2 separate regions of the Mus musculus genome follow, and region 2 is linked to region 1. A link is a loop called in an ENCODE intact Hi-C map of the cell type or tissue named here. Cell type or tissue: heart. All regions are shown on one strand. Links, peaks and the distances in the headings refer to the core of each region. The heading gives the core; the rest is flanking DNA. Region 1 overlaps Hsd17b14 (hydroxysteroid (17-beta) dehydrogenase 14). Region 2 holds the start of Kcna7 (potassium voltage-gated channel, shaker-related subfamily, member 7).

Region 1 (10,723 bases), core at 1,468-9,467:
AGTGAGAGCTGTGTATGCTAACCATGTCCAGGCATCCCCAGCTCTCCTGAGCTTCTATGTCCACATTGATCAGTTTACCAGTTGACTCGGACACCATGTCTGCTTTCATCCAAAGCCAAAGCTTTGGTCATGGCAGTCACTGCACCCTGCGGAGGCAGAGACCAGAGAGAGTTTAGTCTCTGAGGACAGAGCCCCTCTCATCCTCTTCTAGGCAGCGAACAGCATGCTGAAGCATCAGCGGGATTAGCCTGACCCATCCTGAAGATACTCCCCGTGCTCCGGCTCTGCGCAGGTCAGTTTGTTACCGATTGCCAGAATTCAAGACTACATGATGAATACGGCCTGAGACACTCTTGGGACATCCCAGACTTGGGAGCTAAGATAGGTGGACTGCCATGAACTCAGTGCTAACCTAGCTAAGCCAAGATGCTGGCTCAAATGAACTCTAGAAGGGCCTGGCAAGATGGCTCAGCATTAAAGTCACCTGCTGCCAACCCGGACAGCCTGAGTCTAATCCCCAGGATCCACAAGGTGGAGGGAGAAAGCTAATGCCACTAAGCTGTTCTCAGAACTACATAAAGAAGCCGGGCATGGTGGCGCATGCCTTTAATCCCAGCACTCAGGAGGCAGAGGCAGAGGCAGGCAGTTCGAGGCCAGCCTGGTCTACAAAGTGAGTTCCAGGACAGCCAGGGCTACACAGAGAAACCCTGTCTCAAAAAACCCAAAAAAAAAAAAAAAAAAAAAAACTACATAAAGAGATACACAGAGACAAACAAATATTAAATAAATGAAAATATAATAAAGAGAGTTAGAGGGCTGGAGAGGTGGCTCAGCGGTTAAGCACACTGACTGTTCTTCCAGAGGTCCTGAGTTCAATTCCCAGCAAGATGGTGGCTCACAACCATCTATCTGTAATGGGACTGAAGGAGTGTGCCCTCCCCCCAGCCTTGAGCAGTCAACAGTGGCAAACCTAGTTTGCCACAGTAGCTAGCTTACTTAGGGTGGAGTCTTCTGACCTAGGTAAAGTCTATTGTCCTACCACATCTGCTTCTTCCTCCAAGATGGCACTACCTGCTGAGAGGCTGAACCTGTTTTCCTGAGCAGATCCTGGAATGGTGGGGGATGGGTCCCCCACACCCATAAGCTCAGACTCATAAGTAAACATTAGGCTTTGATCAGAGAACTTTGTCTTGGCTTGTTATTTCTCTCACCGCCTTTCCCATCCAACCACATCTTTCCTTGCAGGAACCCAGGAACCTGTGGCTGCTGGCGGCTACAAAGGAGTTGAAAGGGTTTGCAACCCCATAGGAAGAACAACATCAACCAACCAGACCCCCCAGAGCTCCTAGGGACTGAGCCATCAACCAAGGAGTACACATGGCTCTAGCTGCATATGTAGCAGAGGATGACCATGCCATGCATCAATGGAAGAAGAGGTCCTTGGACCTATAAAGGTTCGATAGACGCCCCAGTGTGTAGGGGAATCAAGGGCAGGGAGATGGGAGTGGTGGGTGGGTGAAGGGACACCTCATAGAAGCAGGGAGAGGGAGCATGGGATAGGGAGTTTCCAGGAGGAAAACAGGGAAAGGGGATAACATTTGAAATGTAAATAAAGAAAATATCAAAAAAAAAAAAAAGCACAAAAAAAAATGTAAAAAAAAAAAAAAATCAGTGCTGGAGAGATGGCTCAGCAGTTAAGAGCACTGATGCTCTTTTTTTTTTTTTTTTTTTTTTTTTTTTTTGGTTTTTTCGAGACAGGGTTTCTCTGTGTAGCCCTGGCTGTCTTGTAACTCACTTTGAAATCTGCCTGCCTCTGCCTCCCAAGTGCTGGCATTAAAGGCTTGTGCCACCACTGCCCGGCTCTGACTGCTCTTCCAAGGGAAGCAGGTTCCATTCCCGGCACCACCGGATGGCCCAGGTCCAGGGAGTTAGATTCCCTCTTCTGAACTCAGCATGAACCAGAAAGGCCCCCATACACACATGCAGGCAAAACACTCATATATTCAAAATAAACATAAATAAGTATGTTTTTAATGACTTTACTGCACTCTGAGTTCAATGCCTGCCTGCTGTACAGTTTCAGGACAGCCAGGGCTATACAGAGACACTCTGTCTCAAAGATTATTAAATAAAATAAATAAAATAAATACAATCTGACTGGTGAGGATAAGGAAGGGTGTTTGCTGCCAAGCCCAGGTTCCTGATTCTGTTCCTGAGACCCACGTGGTAGCGGAGAGCTGACTCCTGCAAGTTGTTCTATGACCACTACCACCCACACCCACACCCACACCCACACACACACACACACACACACACAGAGAGAGAAAGAGAAAGAGAGAGACAGAAAGAGACAGAGACAGACAGAGAGAGAGAGACAGAGAGATAGAGATAGACAGAGAGAGAGAGACAGAGAGAGAAAGAGAGACAGAGACACAGAGAGAGACAGAGACAGAGAGAATATAAATTATTTTAAAAAATAAGCCGGGCAGTGGTGGCTCATGCCTTTAATCCCAGCACATGGGAGGCAGAGGCAGGTAGATTTCTGAGTTTGAGGCCAGCCTGGTCTACAAAGTGAGTTCAAGAAAGAAAGAAAGAAAGAAAGAAAGAAAGAAAGAAAGAAAGAAAGAAAGAAAGAAAGAAAGAAAGAGGAGGTGGATTGTAGGCTCAAAGCTGAAAGCTGAAACCCAAATAGCTAGGAAAGGTGTAAGCCCCTACAGGCAAGACAGGCAGGTGAGTGGTCACATCTCTCCTGAGGTCCCCCAAATGCCAGGCCCCACCCAAAGGACAGTCTAACTGCCCTAAACAGTGGGATCTAGCCCAGCCCCATCCCTACAGAGTAGAAACGAACTCTCAACTTGAAATCGCACCAATCCCCACCCCGGAAAATCTCCCGCAAGAAATTCTACATAAACCCCATCTTCTGCCCAGTTCTCTCCTGCTTCTCACCAGAGCAGAGGGAGGATCCTGACCATCAGGATAGCTTACCATCCAAGCTGTTACCCTACATCAACTGCAGGGTTACCTTTCCCCTCAGAGCTGTAACCCTTACAAGAGGACAGGAGAGAAGAGGGGCTGGCCTACCTTGGTGGCCACGTAGGTAAGGGCCTGGGACTGGCCGATGGCCCCGACCAAGCTGGAGATGTTGATGATGTTCCCTCTGCTCTTCCGCAGGTGGGGGAGGGCAAGCTATGGGGAGGATAGATCAGTCATTTGCAACTGGTCCTGGAGAACAGCCACCAACATCCTCAAGTGTGGGACTGTGACCACTGTCTAGTGAGTGGATCTCAATGAGCACAGGCATAGGGGCACATCTATGGTATGTCTGAGCACCTCTGCAAGGGATCAAGGGATCTGTGTGTGTGTGTGTGTGTGTGTGTGTGTGTGTGTGTGTGTGTGTCTGTCTGTCTGTCTGTCTGTCTGTCTGTCTGTCTGTCTGTCTGTCTCTGTGACTTTTATCTCCCTTCATCTGCTATTCCATCTCCAGTCCTCATCAAGCTAGGAAAACCTAGACACCATACAGAACCCTGCCTCTTCAGCCCAACTAGGAGGAAGTGTTTTACTCGGGGGAGAGAGATGGTGTGTCTGGGCTGTACAAAGAACTCTGTGATCATGCCTTGCATGATGCAGGGAAAGCCTCAGGATGTGTCCCGCTTCCTGCCACCTCCTGCAGCTCTCTGGAGCCCCCTCCCTGTATGACTTCCCTACGCCCAGTCTGTTCTCCACTGCTGTGGGCACTGGCGCTGTTCCCAGGACACATGACTGAGCACTGAGTAGGTCCTCAGGAGGCTCCTGGAACAGGAACCTAAGAGGATCCCTACTGTGGTTCACCCCCCAAATCCACCCTTCCCCCCTTCCTCCGTGCCATCTTCAACACTGCAACTTCAGAGCCTCTTGCCTGGACCACTCCCTGCAGAGAAAGCCACACAGGCCACACACTCTCCTCAGTTTGCCTTGGAATAAGAGATCCCTGGGGACTGTCATGGTAGTCACATGCCCTCTGGTCCTGTAACTGATATTGCAATAGTGAGAACATCTCCAGTACAGGGAGCCCTGCCCACTGGGGCCCCTCTTCTCCTCTTAAAGGGACCAGCGACAGACAGTAAGTGCGGCTGGATCTCAGGAAGTCAAAAGCCATAAACACAGGAGACGTTCAGAGGACTCTGAAGTGTCTGAACCCAGCTCTGCGATGGGGGTTCTCTGCTCTCCTCAGGGGAAGGTCCCTCTCGCACCTCACACACATTCTTCCTTACACTCTGGAACCACCCGCCCACCCTCTCCCTTATGCCAGTCAGCTTTACACCCTCTCCACCTTCCGTAATGGCAGTCTCTGATAGGCCCCTTGCCTACTCTCTTCCCTGAACCAGGTCCAGAGCTATTATTCAATTAATATTTGTCCCACTCCCCTGACTCTTTCCTGGGTATGTCCCTGGCTGACAATCTCCCGATGTGACTCTAGGCAGCTGCAGAGGGCCCCTGCTTTCACCACCTAACCCAGCTTCTATCTTATTCCAGTTTACTCTAACCCGAACCAGGTTCTCCCAAATGTTTGTGTTGCGCGTGGGATGCAAGCGACTCACATCTTTATTTTAGTTTATATGCATGGGTGTTTTCCCTGCATGTATGTCTGGGAACCACATGTGTGCAGTGCCTGTGCAGGCCAGAAGAGGGCATCAGATCCTCAAAAACGGAGAGTTCTGGGACTAGACCCCAGGTTCTCCTGAAGCGTCCAATGCTCTTAACAGGTGAGCCGTCTCCCCAAAGCCTGTCTACCGTTTTAAGATAAGGTCTTTCACTGAATCTGAAGCTCATCAATTCTGGCAGGCGGGTTGGCGAGTGAGCTCTGGGGACCCACCAGTCTCTGCTTCTCCAGCGAGGGTTAAGATTACAAGCACAGATGCTGGGATCCAAACTCAAGCATGCAGAGCCTGCTCTTCGACCAACTGAATAAGCTTCCAGTCAGGTAGGGGACACTTGGGCCATTCCAACCAGCAACTTCTAAAGCCACCTCAGGGACTCTGGGGACCTCTTGATCCCCACTCATGAGCATCTACTTTGCTGACTTTCTGAGGGTGAAAACAGGCACGTGGAAGAACTCTGTGTCCCCTCCCCCAGGGCATTCACCGGACCAGTCTGCTGAGGGGAACTCCCCAGCGCCCTTTGTTAAGCACCTCCCGCATGCTAGGGACACAGTACAACCCTTCCTGTCCCAAATATCTCCTATACACATCCCTCTCTTTTGTGGCGTTTTGGAGACAGAGTCTCACTATGTAGCCCTGGCTGTCCCGGAACTCACTCTACAGACCAACGCCTGTTGCCCACAGAAACAAGACAGAGGGAGAGATTTCCATTCTGCTGGGGCTGGTCAGTGCGTGTGGCATGGAACATTCTAGAACATGATTAGGAAGTTCCCATCACTTTCTTGCTCATCCACCTTCCATGGCTCCCTATCGCTCCTGAAACAAAAACTGGATCCTTTAGACACAGTAACACCATCTCCACCCACCCCTCTCTGCCTATCAGCAGCAGCCAATATTCTTACTGACTCTCCTAGGCCACAGACAACCTGCCTTCTTCTTTTCCTTCCTCAATCCGTAGCCAAGATTGACCTTGAACTCCTGACCCCTCCACCTCCTCCATCTCCTGGGATCATAGGTTGCACCGTCAGGCATGGCGCTGGAAATCCAAGCTAGAGCGACAAGCTGCTGAGCAAACCTTCTGCCAGCTGAGCCCCAGCCCCGCCTTCCGGTTCTTCCTTCCTTCCTTTCTCTTTGTTTTCAACTCAGGGTTTCTCTATGTAGCCCTGGCTGTCCTGAAACGTTCTCTGTAGACCAGGCTGGCCTGAGACCCAGAGATCTGCCTGCCTCTGCCTTCTAAGCGCTAGGAGCTTTTTTTTTTTTTTAATTTTATTTATGTATTATATGTAAGTACACTGTAGCTGTCTTCAGACACTTTTTCTTCTCTCTCCAGCCCTGCTCTCTCCAGTCCCACTTGCTCCAGCCCATCACAGCCTGGTTCATCTTTGGATTCTTACCATCTTCTTTGTTACCCAAAAGCAAACCTAGAAAGCTCTGGGAGATAGTGAGGAGGCTGTAGCTTCCCAGATGGACGAGGACTGTGTCTGTCTCATACCTAGGATGGTCGGTGTCTTTCGAGACCCTGATTCTCAACCTTCCTGATGCTGCACCCCTTATGTTGTAGTGACCCCCCCAACCATAAAACCATAAACTTATCTTTCTTTTCTTTCTTTCTTTTTCTTTTTTTTTTTTGAGACAGGGTTTCTCTGTGTAGCCCTGTCTGTCCTGGCACCACTTTGTAGACCAGGCTGGCCTCGAACTCAGAAATCTGCCGGCCTCTGCCTCCGGAGTGTTGGAATTAAAGGCATGTGCCACCACGCCTGGCTCTTATCTTTCTTGCTACTTTACAACTGCACTTATGAATCTTAATGTAAATATCTGTTTTCTGGAGGTCTTAGGCAACCCCTTGTAAAAGGATCTTTAGTTCCAAAGGGGTTACAACCCACTGACTGAAAACGGCTGTATTATAATAAAGACAGGAAGCCAGGGGCACAAAGCAATGTGCGTGTGGTGGACTGAAGGGCACACAGCTACTGCAGCTGTGCCTGTCTCACCTTGATCAAGGTGTATGTCCCCAGCAGGTTCACCTCCAGAAGCTGACGGAAGCCCTGGGCAGAGGTCTCCTCGGGCAGCTGTGCAGGTGGGTCTAAAGGGAAGGAGAGGATGAGGCCAGGACAGGAAGGTGGGAGGGAGGGAGGGAGGGAGGGAGGGAGGGAGGGCAGGGACGATGGGGTTAGAGGAAGGAGGGCAAAGGCAAGGGAGAAAGCCAAGGGAGGAGGCTGCACAGCCTCTGCAGAACAGGGCATTCTGGCCCGTGCCTGTCATTCATTCTAGGACTCAAGGGGAATTGTGGGTAGGTGCTCTACCGTTGAGCCAGGCCCCAGCTCCCCAGCCCCCCAGCCAGTATCTGTTCTCCTCACTGTGGAAGGTGAATTTCCCTGCTTAGACACCACTCCCCATAACGGAATGTGGTTCGTTGCGGGTGTTGAATAAACATCAGCCTAAGGAAAGGAGGACAAGGGTAAGTTAAGGGTGAGCTTCTGGCAACTCTGAGTCTTTATTGTGATGTGAAGCAGCTAAGATGGGAGCCCAGTGGCCAAGGGACTGTCCTCTTCACATCCATCTTTGGAGGGAATTCAAGAGGGCCCTAGGTGTTCCCTGAGCCTTCGTTGCCATGGGGACTGGCTGTTCTATAGTACAGCTGTTGGGCTGATGAAGATTTCCCAGAGTGCCACACCACAGAGTCTGGTAAAGTGCACCTGGGTTGTCCTTTTCACCATCAAGGCCCTGGGGCCATCAGCCTTCAGCAAGGCAGGCACTGCCCAGGCTCTGGGAACATCCTAAGGGACAGTTTGACCTCCTTTATGGACTGACTACAGCATCCCCAACAGAAAGGGGAATGGTTCTCATATCAGAGATGGAAACTGAGGCACGGAGATGTGGAGAGCACAGCCTGAGCGCACAGCAGAAAAAGCAAGGACTGAGGGTGAGCTCTGTGTTAAGGAAGGCTGGAGAGACGGCTTGCGGTTATGAGCACCGCACTGCACCGCACCGCACCGCACCGCACCGCACCGCACCGCACCGCACCGGCTGCTTTTCCAGAGAACTAGGTTCAATTCCCAGCACCCACGTGGTAGCTCAGAACTGTCCGTAACTCCAGTTCCAGGGGATCCAACTCCTTCTTCTGCTCTCTGAAGGCACCAGACATGCAAGGGGTGATCAGACATACATGCAAGTACACACACACACACACAACAGGAGGGAGAGGGCTGTGCCTGGGGAGGGGTAAACTGAGGTTCAGAGGAGGGACTGCTGAGATGGTTCAGCTGTGCTCTTACTTACTGCCAAGCCTGATGACCCGAGCTCCACCCCACATGGCGGGAAGAGAGAACCGAATTCCTCAAGTTGCACTGAACACCACACAAGTACTATGCATGAGTGTATGCTTGATTGTGAATACACACACTTGCACAATGCAGATAGATAGATAGATAGATAGATAGATAGATAGATAGATAGATAGATAGATAGATAGATAGATAAATAGATGCAATGATTTTTAAGAGGAAGGAATGGCCGGGTGTGGTGGCGCACGCCTTTAATCCCAGCACTCGGGAGGGAGGCAGAGGCAGGCAGATTTCTGAGTTCGAGGCCAGCCTGGTCTACAGAGTGAGTTCCAGGACAGCCAGGGCTACACAGAGAAACCAGCCTGGTCTACAGAGTGAGTTCCAGGACAGCCAGGGCTATACAGAGAAACCCTGTCTCGAAAACAAACAAACAAACAAAGAGGAAGGAATGGGGTCAGGGTATAAGTAGATGCAGGGACCCTAGCCCCCAAGCCATACAACTTACGGTAGCCAGCGTTATTCACCACACAATCCAGGTGACCAAATCGAGAGAGGGTCTCAGAAACCAGAGTCTGAGGAGAGAAGAAAGAGCAGGTGATGAGCTGAGAGGTGACAGTAGTCTTGGAAAAGCCAGTAGGCCCAAGGCAAGGATGGGCTCAGCTGAGGAAGACAAGGTGGAGCGAGGGGGAGAGGGGAGGATGCAGGAAGCTGAGGACCCAGACTAAAAGAACTAAGGGACATAGTGCAGTTGCCGTTTGTCACAGCTAGTGTTTCTATCACTGTGATAAACACCATGGCCAAAAGTGACCTGGAGAGGAGAGGATTTATGTCTGCCTACAGCTCCCAGGTCACACTCTGTCACTGAGGGAAGCCAGTGACAGAGGGCTCAAGACAGAAACTCAAGGCAAGGACTGAAGCAGAGGCTCACTGGCTTGCTCCCTTGGCTCGTTCAGCCCCTTTCCTTATACTCTCCAGGCCTCCAGGACCACCTGCCCAGCGATGTCACAACCCCCCAGGGAGCTAGGGAAACTCCCACACCAACCACTAATTAAGAAAATGAGCGCCTTTAATCTCAGCACTTGGGAGGCAGAGGCAGGCAGATTTCTGAGTTTGAGGCCAGCCTGGTCTACAAAGTGAGTTCCAGGACAGCCAGGGCTATACAGAGAAACCCTGTCTCGAAAAAAAAGAAAAAAAAAGAAAAAGAAATTGAGCAGGGCAGTGGTGGCACATGCCTTTAATCCCAGCACTTGGGAGGCAGAGGCAGGCGGATTTCTGAGTTCAAGGCCAGCCTGATCTACAGAATGAGTTCCAGGACAGCCAGGGCTACACAGAGAAACCCTATCTTGGGAAAAAAGAAAAAAGAAAATGAACAGCAGGTTTGCCCACATGCCAATTTGGTGGGGCCATTTTCTAGTGAGATTTCCTCTTCCCAAATGACTGTAGCTTGGGTAGAGTTGATATAACACTTATCAGCACACCACCTTAGAAAACTTTGGAGAGGGGTGTGTGTATAAGGCAGAGCCTCAGAAGGAGGGTCTACAGACCCTGAGGGTGGTGGGGAGCTGAGATACACAGACAGAGAGACAGAGGCCCAGACTGGGGCTAAACCTGGAGGCACATAACAGATTCTGAGTGCAGGGAAGTCAGAAATTTGATACAGGAAGCAAGTGTTTTGTTCATTCCTAAAGATGGGAGGGAGAGCAGGGCAGAGGGACTGAGCTGTCCTGGGCATGGGTAGCTGGAAAGAGGGACTGGAGACCAGGTGTGGGACAGAAAACACTCACCTGCAAATCTCTTTCCTGTGTCACGTCACCGGGGATAAAAACAGTGCCCGAGAGTTCCTGCTCCAGAGCCCGGCCCCCAGCCTCTGCAGGAGAAAGATTTTGGGTCTGAGGAAGGAGAGCTGAGGCTTGGACACCAGAGTCTGAGGGTAGAGGGCTAGGGAAGAGCCCTGGATGGGAGGGAAGAAAGCCAGGACTTGAATTCCTGGGTCCGAGGAAGCAGAGCTGGGTTCAAGGGAGGAGAGCTAGGCGCGGATCCCTTTCGATGGAGGAGGCAAGGGAGAATCGAACACTGAATCACTCACCATCCTTGTCACAGAAAACCACTTGAGCCCCACTGTCCACTGCCAAAAGAAGAGAACAAGGTTACAAGCCCTGCAGACTTTCCTCACCATCTCTGGTGCCCTCTGCTGGCCACCACCCAGAGCACCTGCCACTCCAGCGGCTCTTGTGACTGGCTTCAGTCCTCTTACAAGAGCAGAATCTTGCAACAAATAACCTTTTTCATTAAGCTGCTGTTGGCCCCCATCCTGGATTCTAGAAAAATCCCAAACCGATAGGCAATAATACTCTCAAAGCTATCATTTGCAGCTAGGAACCGATCCAGGGAAGATTTTTTTTTTTATTTTTATATTTTTGAGACAGAGTTGCTCTGTATGGTCCTGGCTGTTCTGAGCTCACTCTGTAGATCAGGCTGGCCTAAAATTCAAGAGATTCGCCTGCCTCTGCCTCCCAAGTGCTGGGATTAAAGGTATATGCCACCACTGCCAGGCCAGTGGAAGAACTTTTTTTTTTTTTTAAGATTTATTTATTTATTATATGTAAGTACACTGTAGCTGTCTTCAGACACTCCAGAAATGCCAGATCTCATTACAGATGGTTGTGAGCCATCATGTGGTTGCCGGGAATTGAACTCAGGACCTTCAGAAGAGCAGTCAGTGCTCTTAACCGCTGAGCCATCTCTCCAGCCCAAGGAAGAGTTTTTAATGACCAACCTATCAGCAAAGACCCAACAATCCAA
Region 2 (10,723 bases), core at 1,105-9,104, 150 kb after region 1:
TTCCCAAGTACCTACTCTTGCCCTACTGTGTTTTCTTTCCTTGTGGCTCCAACCAGCCTCTGAATCTTTGTACTACAGCATGGGACAACATAGAAATATGGGTCCCACATGAGCAAGACAGGCAGGTTACTAGTTCCCATCGTCTTTCTAGGTGCTTCGGGCAGGGGGACCCAGAGATACAGACACTACCAGCTCTACAATGCATAACCCTGAGTAAACTTGTTCAACGGGCCACACACATCCACGTGCCCATGCTTGCTCCCTTGTAGTTAGTTTTATCTGTGCTGTGACCCTGATCTACTGTTTAAAATGGCCCTCACATACAGTCAAATTCAACCAAAAGTTCCACAGGACTCACAGTAACACAAGTCCCATGAGACCGTAGAAGTCATCAGACTCAACTGTTCGGAGACACATGGGGTCACACATCTCAGCTTTGCATGGCCCTAAAATGATTCCAGTCCTATAACCCTGCACAACACAGAGAATTGTGTGTTGTGTGTGTGTGTGGGGGTGTCTCTGTCCCTTTATCTGAGTCTCTGCCTCTGTCTATCTTTTATACCCTAACCCTTTTTCCATCAGGACCCAGAGTGATCACATCCTGTCTGCATGACTCCAGAGCTCACAGAATCTAAAATAACTTGAGTCCTAGAAGAAACATGAATCCACACAATCTGCTATGTATCACCACATAACCTCTGTGTGTGACCATGTAGCCACAAGCTCACACTCTTTAACAGTGCTCCAGAGACCTACAGGAGCCGACTTGGCCCTAGAGGACCCAAAGTTCTATTAGTACCTATCAAGTGTTAACGGGACCACACTTGCCCCCAGTGGGACCCCACGAACACCTAGGAAACTCACAATCTATGGCCAAGTCTCTTACAGTGCTACCCATAGAGCCCCTGGACATTTGCACAGCTCTACCACATTGCGCAATCAATGGGGGGAGCCCTGGACACAACCCAAATCCTGGCAATTCCTGTCACATAAGGTCCCCCTAGGAGCCACCATGTGACATGCCTTCAGATTAAGAATCTGTACCCTTTTGTTACCATCTTAGTCCTTAACCCAGCACCTGACCCTGCCTTCCCTCCTCCCTCCCACCCCACTGCTCCCTGGAGACCCCAGTTGACCCTCACACCTCAGTCACCATGTGTTTCCCTGCAGGGGGCCAGAGTGGTGGGAGGAGTTCAGGCACCTCAGAGTCCACCAGCCCCCCATTAGCCTTGCCCTCCAGGGTACCGCAGGGCTGTGTGTCCACATGGCTGTACATCCCTGCCTCTTCGCCCTCTGTCTCCCGGTGGTAAAAGTAGCTAAAGTTAGAGACAATGACAGGCACAGGCAGAGAGATGGTGAGCACACCTGCAATGGCACACAGAGAGCCCACGATCTTGCCACCCACGGTGACGGGTGCCATGTCCCCATAGCCAACCGTGGTCATGGTGACCACTGCCCACCAAAAGGACTCCGGGATGCTGGTGAAATGGGTGTCCACCCGGTCCACTTCAGCAAAGTAGACTGCGCTGGAAAAGAGGACCACGCCAATGAAGAGGAAGAAGATGAGGAGACCTAGCTCACGCATGGAAGCCCGCAGTGTCTGACCCAAGATCTGTAGACCCTTCGAATGCCTGGAGAGCTTGAAGATGCGGAAGACACGCACCAATCGGATGACCCTTAGGATGGCCAGGGACATAGCCGGCTGGCCCACACCCCGCTGCCGGGCTAACTCCGTGCCCAGGGCCACGAAGTAAGGCAGGATGGCCACGAAGTCAATTAGGTTCATCACATTCTTGAAGAACACAGCTTTGCTAGGGCAGGCCACCAGACGCACCAGCAGCTCAAAGGAGAACCAGCAGATACACAGGGTCTCCACCACAAAGAATGGATCGTTGAAGGGCTGTCGGGGAGGGGCTCCTGGCATGGGACTGGAGCCATTCAGTCGGGCGAGGAACTGCAGAAGGGACAGAAAGGGGTCAGGGAGCCAGGCCAAAACCTCTAGTCACTGTTTCAATGTGAAAATAGCAGTGTCAGTGTTCCTGAGGGGTGACTTCACTGCTCTACACAACTCAAGACCCCAGCGACTGCCTTTGGATAGCTGAATGTCTGTTCTTCAGACCTAGGGGCAGGAAAGGTGGTGTCTCCTGGGCCTAGTGACATGAGCCTGTCATTCCACCCTCAGGAGCGTGAGGCAGGACAGGTCTGACAACTAATGAGACTGTCTCAAATACAAAGTGAAAAGAAAGTAAGGGATGGGGTTCACTGGCACAGGTCCTGCCTAGAACCCCTCTCTCTGTGAGGGGCTCAGGGTGTGGTTCAACGGTGGAGCCCTGTTCTGAAAGTGCAGAGAGGGGGGCTCAGGGTGTGACTCAGGGATAGCCGTTCCTAACCAGACACTCCCCCTCCCCACGGAGGTATAGCGGTGTGGTTCAGTGCTAGTGCTCTTGTCTAGCATCACCCAGTGGTAGAGCGTTTGCCTAATGCCTTGGATTGTGCCATCAAAGACTGTACATCAAAGATTAAAATACGGTCAATTGTTGTTCAAACCCCAGCACTCAGAAGGCAGAAACAGTTGGATCTCTGTGAGTTTAAGTCCAATCTTGGTCTATATAGCAGTCTACATAGCAAGTTCTGGGTCACCCTGGGCTACATAGTCTTTTCACATGTGTATACTTAAAAAAAGATGTAACCAAATACAGTCCCGCTGTTTCGCTGCGGGGAGCTCATGATCTCATGGCTGATCCGGGAGAATCTCTTTCCTTTCAGTATCTTACCCTGCCTGCCCAATGTTGGATCTCCAAGGGAAGGGTCCTGCTCCTGTTCTGCCTTCCTCGTGCCTCCTCGTTCCTGTTGCCTTCAGCCCAGCCCAGACAGCAGATAATGGTTCCGAATGGTTAAATGTTTGCTGTAGGGTCCTCAGCTCCATGCCCTGGCCTGACTCTGTGCAAATTCCTGTTGCTACCTCTGCTCTCAGTCCTAAACCTCAGCCTACTGTGTTCCAGTTTCCTGGCGGTCAGCCCTGCCTGACCATCCGTCTTTCCTATTTCTCTGCCAGGTGCACGGACACTGCAGTCTGTCTGTGTCTTTGGCCTCACATGTTCATTTTGCATGGCTAGGGATGAACTCCAGGGTCTTGCATATGCGTGGCAAGTTGCTCTCTATTGTTCCATGCCCCAAGCCCCACACTGAGGGATTTTAGGCAGGAGCTCTGTCACTGAGCCACACCCCTCCCTGGGGGATTCATCATCTTCTTTCTTAAAATTATTTATTTTATGTGGACGAATGGTTTGCCTGCATATATATCTGTGCACGTGTATGTGCCTTGGTGTTCAGAAAAGGGCATCGGATTCCCTGGAACTGGAGTTAGATACAGATGGTTGGGAGCCGTCATGTGGGTGCCGGGAATTGAACCTAGGTCCTCTGGGAGAGCAGTCTCTTTATCGCTTAGCCATCTCTCCAGGTCCCTCAATGTAGGGTGGTAGGGGAGTTCTACCACTGCGCCACATAACCCCCAAGTCACTTTGTGCAGTGCAATGCAGATGGTCTACCACTGAGCCCGGCACCAGTCCCTCACCAGGAAACTCTGGGCAGGTTGTCTACCTCTGAGGGAGATCCTCACTCACTGTCTGTTTCCAGGCAGACTCTCTCATACAGTAACCCACACTGGCTTTCAACCCGTGGCAATCGTTCTGTCTCCTTGCTAGGATTCTCGTATGAAGAACCATACCCAGCTTACATCTTTGTTTTTTTTTTTTTTTTGTTTTGTTTTTGTTTTTGTTTTTGTTTTTAAAGGGCTTCCATCCTCCTGCCCCTTGCCACACCTTCTGACTGGCCAGGTCTTCCCAGGCCCCGCCCTGGACCTCCCCAAATCCCCGCCCCTCACCGGGCCAGTAGCAGCGGCTACGGGCGCGAGCCCCGGGTCATCGCGGTCGTCGCGGAAGTCTGGCAGTGTCTCGAGGCAAAAGACCACGATGGAGACCAGGATGACGAGTACGGAGACCACGGCGAGCACGCGCGCAGCCTGCGAGCTCTCAGGAAATTCGAAGAGCAGCCAGAGCTGACGCGCAAAGGCGCGGCGGGGCAGCGGCCGCTCGGGCGGCACCGCGCAGCCCTCGTCCTCCCGCAGCCGCGCCAGCGCCGCCGCGCCCAGCCCGTAGAAGGACACCTCCTCCAGGAAGACGTCGAGGGGCACGTGCGCCGGCCGTCTCAGCCGGCCGCCCGACTGGTAGTAGTAGAGCACCGCATCGAAGCTGGGCCGGTGTCGGTCGAAGAAATACTCGCGGCGCGCGCCGTCGTAGAAGCGGCTGCGGCGCACCGGGTCCCCCAGCAGCGTGTCCGGGAAGCGGCCGAGCGTGCGCGCGCGGGTCTCGAAGCGCAACCCGGCCACGTTGAGCACCAGCCGCTCGCAGCAGCCGCAGGGCGGCGGGCACCGTGGCTCCATGGCGCGCACAGCCCGGGCGACCGGTGAACGGACGTGTGGCCCCGACGCCGCAGCCACCCCAGTCGGGTGTCCGGTGTCGGCGGGTAAAAATAGCATGGAAAGTCCGGCCAGGGCGCGGGGGAGGGGGCGGTGTTACCCCCGCGGGGCTAGGGGCGCCCTCTGCCGTTCCCACACCTGTGGAAACACTGCCACCCGGCGCTTTTCCGTGGATCTCTTGAGCTTTCCCTTGTAGTCATCTATTTTATTTGTTTGGCTTTTGGATTCATGACCCGAGGTCTTATGTAGCTGAACTGACCTTGAATTTATGATCCTCCTGCCTCCACCTCCCAAATGCTGGGATTGCAGGCGTATGGCATCATGGCTATTTATTTGTTTGTTTGTTATTTAGACAGTCTCCTCAGCCTGTCATTTAAGCTGACCGCGAACTTGTGGCAATCCTCTGCCTCATCCTTCGGATTGCCCGGGTGACAGTCATGAGCCACCCGAGACTATCTGCAGCATCAGTTTCCCTTTTCCATTTCCAGTCTTTCTGTCTCTTGTCCATCCTCCTGGAGGGTGGGGGGTGTATCCCCTTAACCAGTTGTCCACATCTTGCTCTCTGCTGGGAGCCTCTGTATCTCTCTGCCTTTTATTATTTTTTTCCAGACACTGGGTTTGGGTATGTATGTCAGACTGGCTCAGTATTGCAGTACTCTTGCTTCTGCCTCCCGATTGCTGGGATGACAGATGTGTACCACCACATCTGGATTTGTTGCTGGCTTTCTTTCTCTCCTAGTACCTTTCAATGAATGAACATCGTTTTGTGTGTCTGGCCTCACGTGTTTATTCCTTTGTGTCTCTAATTACCATGCCTAAGGAGCTCCGCAGCGGCCCTGGTGCTTGAGGAGTTCTTGGAGCCTCTTTTGCAACTGTAAACTGTTGCCCATGTGCGCCGGATCCTTGGCCACTGAGAGTCCCGGAGTTTGAATTTAGACTTTATGTAGGTGTTTTGAGATTAATAAAACCTGGGCTGAAGCCAAGAATGGCGCCAAAGGAGGCGGGACTTGCCTGGAAGGGTCTAGAGTCGGCCTGGAAGATGCGTAGGGTCACTGTCGGGAGCCGAAGGACAGACAGAAGATGGCCTTCCAGCCACCGGTGTCTAATGACACTAAGTAAAAAATAGTCCCTTCTTATGGGGTAGGGTGTTATAGTCACTTTCGGGGAAAGGGATCTCGCGCGCCCTCTGCCGGCCGGATGGAGACCTGCACCAAGAGGTCTCCCAGCTAAACCTGGCCTTTCCCTTCCCAGCTTTCTTTTGGGGACTTCTGAGATCCTCCTGCCTCTGCCCTCCCCCCGCCCCCCATCGCCCTAAGTAAGTTGTGAGAACATGGGTAGTGTCACACGCCTTTAATCCCAATACTCTGGAAGCAGAGGCAAGCCAACCTGTGGATTTGAGGCCAGCCTGGTCTGCCCATAAATTTCCAGGCCAGTCAGGGCTACATGGTGGGATCTTGTCGTTTTGTTGTTTTTTATTTTTTCGACAAAGAGTTTCTCTGTGTAGGCCAGTCTGGTGAGATCGTGTCTTTAAAAAGTCTGGTCATGGGCTGGTGAGATGGCTCAGTGGGTAAGAGCACCCGACTGCTCTTCCGAAGGTCCGGAGTTCAAATCCCAGCAACCACATGGTGGCTCACAACCATCCGTAACAAGATCTGACTCCCTCTTCTGGAGTGTACTTACATATAATACATAAATAAATCTTTTAAAAAAAAAAAGTCTGGTCATGGAGACCCAGACAGGATGATCCCTGGATTTAATGGCCAGCCAGTCTTCAAATAATAACGTGGAAGGTGATAGAAAGACGTTCAGTGACTACCTGACTAGAGGAGTGCCCTATTGTCCAGATACTTCTCCAGACCATTTTCCTTCATTTTTATCTTGAGACAAAGTCTTGCTAAGTTGCCTAGGATGATTTTTTTTCTTTTTTTCTTTTTCTTTCTTTCTTTTTTCTTTCTTTCTTTTTTTTTTTTTTTTTTTTAGACAAGGTTTCTTTGTATAGCCCTGGCTGTCCTGGAGCTCACTTTGTAGACCAGGCTGGCCTCGAACTCAGAAATCTACCTGCCTCTGCCTCTGGAGTGCTGGGATTAAAGGTGTGCACCACCACCGCCTGGCTGATGATTTTTTTTTAAAGATTTTATTTATTTTTTGCATATGAGTACTCTGTAGCTGTCTTCAGACATACCAGAAGAGGGCATCAGATCTTATTACAGATGGTTATGAGCCACTATGTGGTTGCTGGGAATTGAACTCAGGACCTCTGGAAGAGCAGTCAGTGCTCTTAACCTCTGAGCCATCTCTCCAGTCCTGCCTAGGATGATTTTGAATTCACTTTGTAGTCCAGGTGGGCTTTGAACTGGCAATCCTCTGGTTTCAGCCTGAAGAATGGCCGGCCGGGACAATAGGCTGCATCTCCGAGCTTAGCTGTCTCTTTCCCTGTGCCTGTGTGTCTTTTTTTTTTTTTTTTTTAATTAGCATTGGTGGGTGTTTTGCCTACATGCATGTCTGTGTGAGGGTGTCAGATCCCTGGAACTGGAGTTAAGTCTTGTGTGAGTTGCCAGATGGGTACTGGGGATTGAACCCTGGATCCTCTGGAAAAGCCAATGGTTTGGTTTGATTTGCTTTTCCCCAGAGATTTACTTACTATGCCTGCAGGCCAGAAGAGGGCGCCAGATCTCATTATAGTGGTTATGAGAGCCACCACGTGGCTGCTGAGACTTGGATTCAGAGCCTCCGGAAGAGTAATCAGTGCTCTTAACCTTTGAGCCATCTTTCCAACCCCAGTAGCCAAAGTTCTTAACTGCTGAGCCATCTCTTCATCCTCCCCACCCCCACCCCTGCACTCTTTCCTTGCCACCATTTGAAGGTGCTGTGTGTCAAACACTCTAGGGAACTCTATATATACTGGGGCGGGGGGGGGGGGGGACGGGACTAAAATGACATTAAGACACTTCTTTGGATTGAAGCCATGTTACCATTTGCCCTGATGCTCTTCTTCTCAGTTAGATCTTATTCTACCCAGCATACGCCTTTCTACCTTCCCGTTACACTTGTGCACGGCTGGTGTATAGGTTTGAATGAAAACGGCTCCCATAGATTCATAGGAGGTGGCATTACTGGAGATGTGGCCTTGTTGGAGGAAGTGTGTTACAGTGTGTGTCTGTGTGTCTGTGTGTGTGTGTGTGTGTGTGTGTGTGCGTGCGTGTTCTGTGGTTTCAGAAGCTCAAGCCAGACCTAGTGGCTCACTGTCTCTCCCTGCTGCCTGTGGATCCAGATGTAGAACTCTTGGCTACCTTTGCAGCACCATGTCTGCCTTCACACTGCCATGCTTCCCACCATAATGATGACACACTAAACCTCTGACACTGTAAGCCAGCTCCAATTACATGTTTGATTGTATAAGAGTTGCCGTGATCATGGTGTCTCTTGATAGCAATAGAACAGAAAGACAGCTGGAATCCTTGCTCCTGTTTCTGTGTCTGCAGTGTGGGAGTGGAAGATGTCAAGATATCCCATATCCTAACCACTGGGACCTTAGACTATTGCTTCACATGGCAAACAGACTAGGAAAGGCTTAAGGGAAGGCTTTTGAGTTGGGAAATACTGTTCCTGGTTATCTGGATAGATAATGGTGTTAACAAGAGAACAGTAGGAAGCTAAATATCTATATGGCTCTATGGTCAAGCACCTGGTCCCCAGTGAGGGGTTTGTGGCATGATTATTTATAGTAGTGTTTAGCATTTGCAAGGTCTTAGGCTTCCTCTACAGTATTCAAAATAAATGGTAAGTAGATAAAATTAAAAATTGTAGCCTGGTGTAGTATGCATGTCCCAGCATTCAAGAGACAGAGGTAGGTCAATTTCTGTGAGTTCAAAACCAGCCTGGCCTACAAAGCATATCCGAGGACAGCCAAGGCTGTACACAGAGAAATCCTGTCTCAACCCTCTCTCTCCTCCCAAATTGCTTTAAGAGCTAAGTGGAGCGATATTAATAATCTATCAGGAAGAAGGTGGAAGGATTGAAGGTTTGAGGTCAGTCTGGGTTATATAGAGAGATTCTGTTTCAAAAAAAAAACCTGAAATAGGACTGGAGAGGTGGCTCGGCAGGCAAGGGCACTTGCAGCTCTTCCCGAGGGCTAGGGTTATGTTCCCAGCGCCCACTTTGGGCAATTCACAACCACTTATAACTCCAGCTCCTGGGGATTTAACACCCTCTTCTGACCTCTGCCAGCACCCATTCTTACACATACATGCACACACACATACACACACACACCACATGAGCACACTTACATATGCACACGCACACACACATACACACACACACTCACATACATAAACTCACTCAAAGTAAATCTCAAAACCCAAAAGCTTAGCTCTTGCACACCCTTCATGCAGTTCCACAAATGCTCACGCCTCAGTATGCTCTGCTTAAATGAAAGCAAACACCCGACATTAACACAAGCTAGGTGAGGCGCCCGGCTTTTCCACGTTCCTGCCCGAGGCCAGGGATCTGCCTGACTCTCCCCCCGCCCCCTTCCTGCCAACATTAGGATTACAGACAAATTCTGCTACATCCTGCTTTTTCATGGCTGCTGGGGAGCAGAACTCAGCTGCTGATGTTTGTGGAGTGGAGAGACTTTAAGCACTGAGCCGTTTTGTGCACTGAAGCAGGGGCTCATTGGAGTTAATCTAGGCTGAAGCTGGCGGCCAACTTTAATCCTCCTACCTCCATCTTCTCAGTCCTAGGATTACATGCCTGCCCTCCACAGTCAGTTTAACTGGTGTCTTAACATGTTGAAATCTAGAACCCCTTCTAGTACCCAGCTCCTTTCTCCAAGTTTATCCGGTCTACATCAAGAGCTCTGTCAATCACTCAGTGACTCCAGAGAGAAGTAGGGGTTAAGCTTATTAAAGAGGAAGGTAAGTTACATTTAAAAATATTTAGGGCTGGTGAGATGGCTCAGTGTGTAAGAGCACCCGACTGCTCTTCCGAAGGTCTGGAGTTCAAATCCCAGCAACCACATGGTGGCTCACAACCATCCGTAACGAGATCTGACTCCCTCTTCTGGAGTGTCTGAAGACAGCTACAGTGTACTTACATATAATAAATAAATAAATCTTTAAAAAAAAATAAAAATATTTAAACTTCTTTTAAATTTTTTTAAATTAAAATTTATTTGTATTGTTTCATGTGTGTAGGTGTTTTGCATGCCTGGTGCTTGTTGATGCCCCTGGAACTGGTGCTACAGATGGTTGTAAGCCCCCCCCCCCCCCCAGTGTTTTCTGGAAATCAAACCCAGGACTTCTGAAGAGCAGCCAGAGCTCTTAACTGCTGAACGATCTTCCCAGATCAGCCTGGAATTGAATTCTCACAGCCTCAGTGTCGTTATTTCTAGGGGTCCATGTGCGGGACACTGTGTCCAGATTAAGAGCTTTTTGCCAGGCGGGGTAGCTCATGCCTTTAGTCCCAGCACTCAGGAGGCAGAGGCAGGCGAATTTCTGAGTTCGAGGCCAGCTTGGTCTACAGAGTGTGTTCCAGGACAGCCAGGGCTACACAGAGAAACCCTGTCTCGAAAAACCAAAAAAAAAAAAAAAAAAAAAAAAAAAAAGAGCTTTTTAAGATGCATGGGGATGGTACGCAAGTGCTCTATTCCTGACCCATCCTGTCCACACCCTGCTTGCTGCCCCCTCTCTCTTTTGTTTTGAGGCAAGGTCTTTCAAACCTATTTGATTACATTAAAATACAACATTCCTGGACCATTAGAAGCTTGAGGGAATTCTTTTTTCCACTTTGTATTTATTTTGTTTTTAGACAAGGTCTCACCATTTAATTTGCTGTCTAGATATGGAGACTAGGCTGCCCTTGAACTCACAGAGTTGCCTGCCTGTGCCTCAAGTGTATTAGGGTTAAATACATGCACCACCAAGACGCTCTTTATAATTTTTATTTTTTTATTTGTTTGAGACAGGGTTTCTTTGTATATCCCTGGCTGTCCTGGAACTCGTGTTCTGTAGACCAGGCTGGCCTCGAACTCAGAAATCCACCTGCCTCTGCCTCCCAGGTGCTGGGATTGAAGCCATGTGCCACCACTGCCTGGCAATTTTTTATTGTTTTTAATTATGTACATTGGTGCATGGGGGGGGACACTTGAGTGCAGGTCGTGGTGTGGGCCAGAAAGAGGGCAGAAGATCCTCTGCTCATTGGCAGCTGAGCCCCAAGGATCCTCCTCTCTAACTCCAAACACAG

What was found. Peaks named below come from ENCODE experiments on the same cell type or tissue, not always from the same donor. Only the 100,000 strongest peaks of a DNase experiment are listed, where the experiment ranks them.
Region 2: a loop joins it to region 1, with 2.8 times the contacts of the local background. A loop is called at or near these places in 2 of 42 quality-filtered maps.

The regions. Positions count from the first base shown.
Region 1 is chr7:45,555,378-45,566,100 of GRCm38, reverse strand. It overlaps Hsd17b14 (hydroxysteroid (17-beta) dehydrogenase 14), which reads right to left. Exons shown (of 9, transcript NM_025330.3): 2 at 10,008-10,046; 3 at 9,706-9,788; 4 at 8,427-8,493; 5 at 6,629-6,720; 6 at 3,082-3,186; 7 at 79-146. Among named protein-coding and RNA genes, the nearest start is that of Hsd17b14, 5.8 kb to the right of the region's middle. In heart, for the core only: a CTCF peak has its summit at 4,661 (motif pointing right); DNase peaks (open chromatin) are centred at 3,980 and 4,660; H3K4me3 peaks cover 1,471 bases; H3K27ac peaks cover 1,868 bases.
Region 2 is chr7:45,400,176-45,410,898 of GRCm38, reverse strand. Kcna7 (potassium voltage-gated channel, shaker-related subfamily, member 7) reads right to left here and starts at 4,939. Exons shown (of 2, transcript NM_010596.2): 1 at 3,884-4,939; 2 at 1-1,954. The coding sequence starts at 4,537. The coding sequence ends at 1,139. In heart, for the core only: CTCF peaks have their summits at 4,606 (motif pointing left) and 7,124 (motif pointing right); DNase peaks (open chromatin) are centred at 4,538 and 5,658; H3K4me3 peaks cover 2,155 bases; H3K27ac peaks cover 795 bases; H3K27me3 peaks cover 4,208 bases.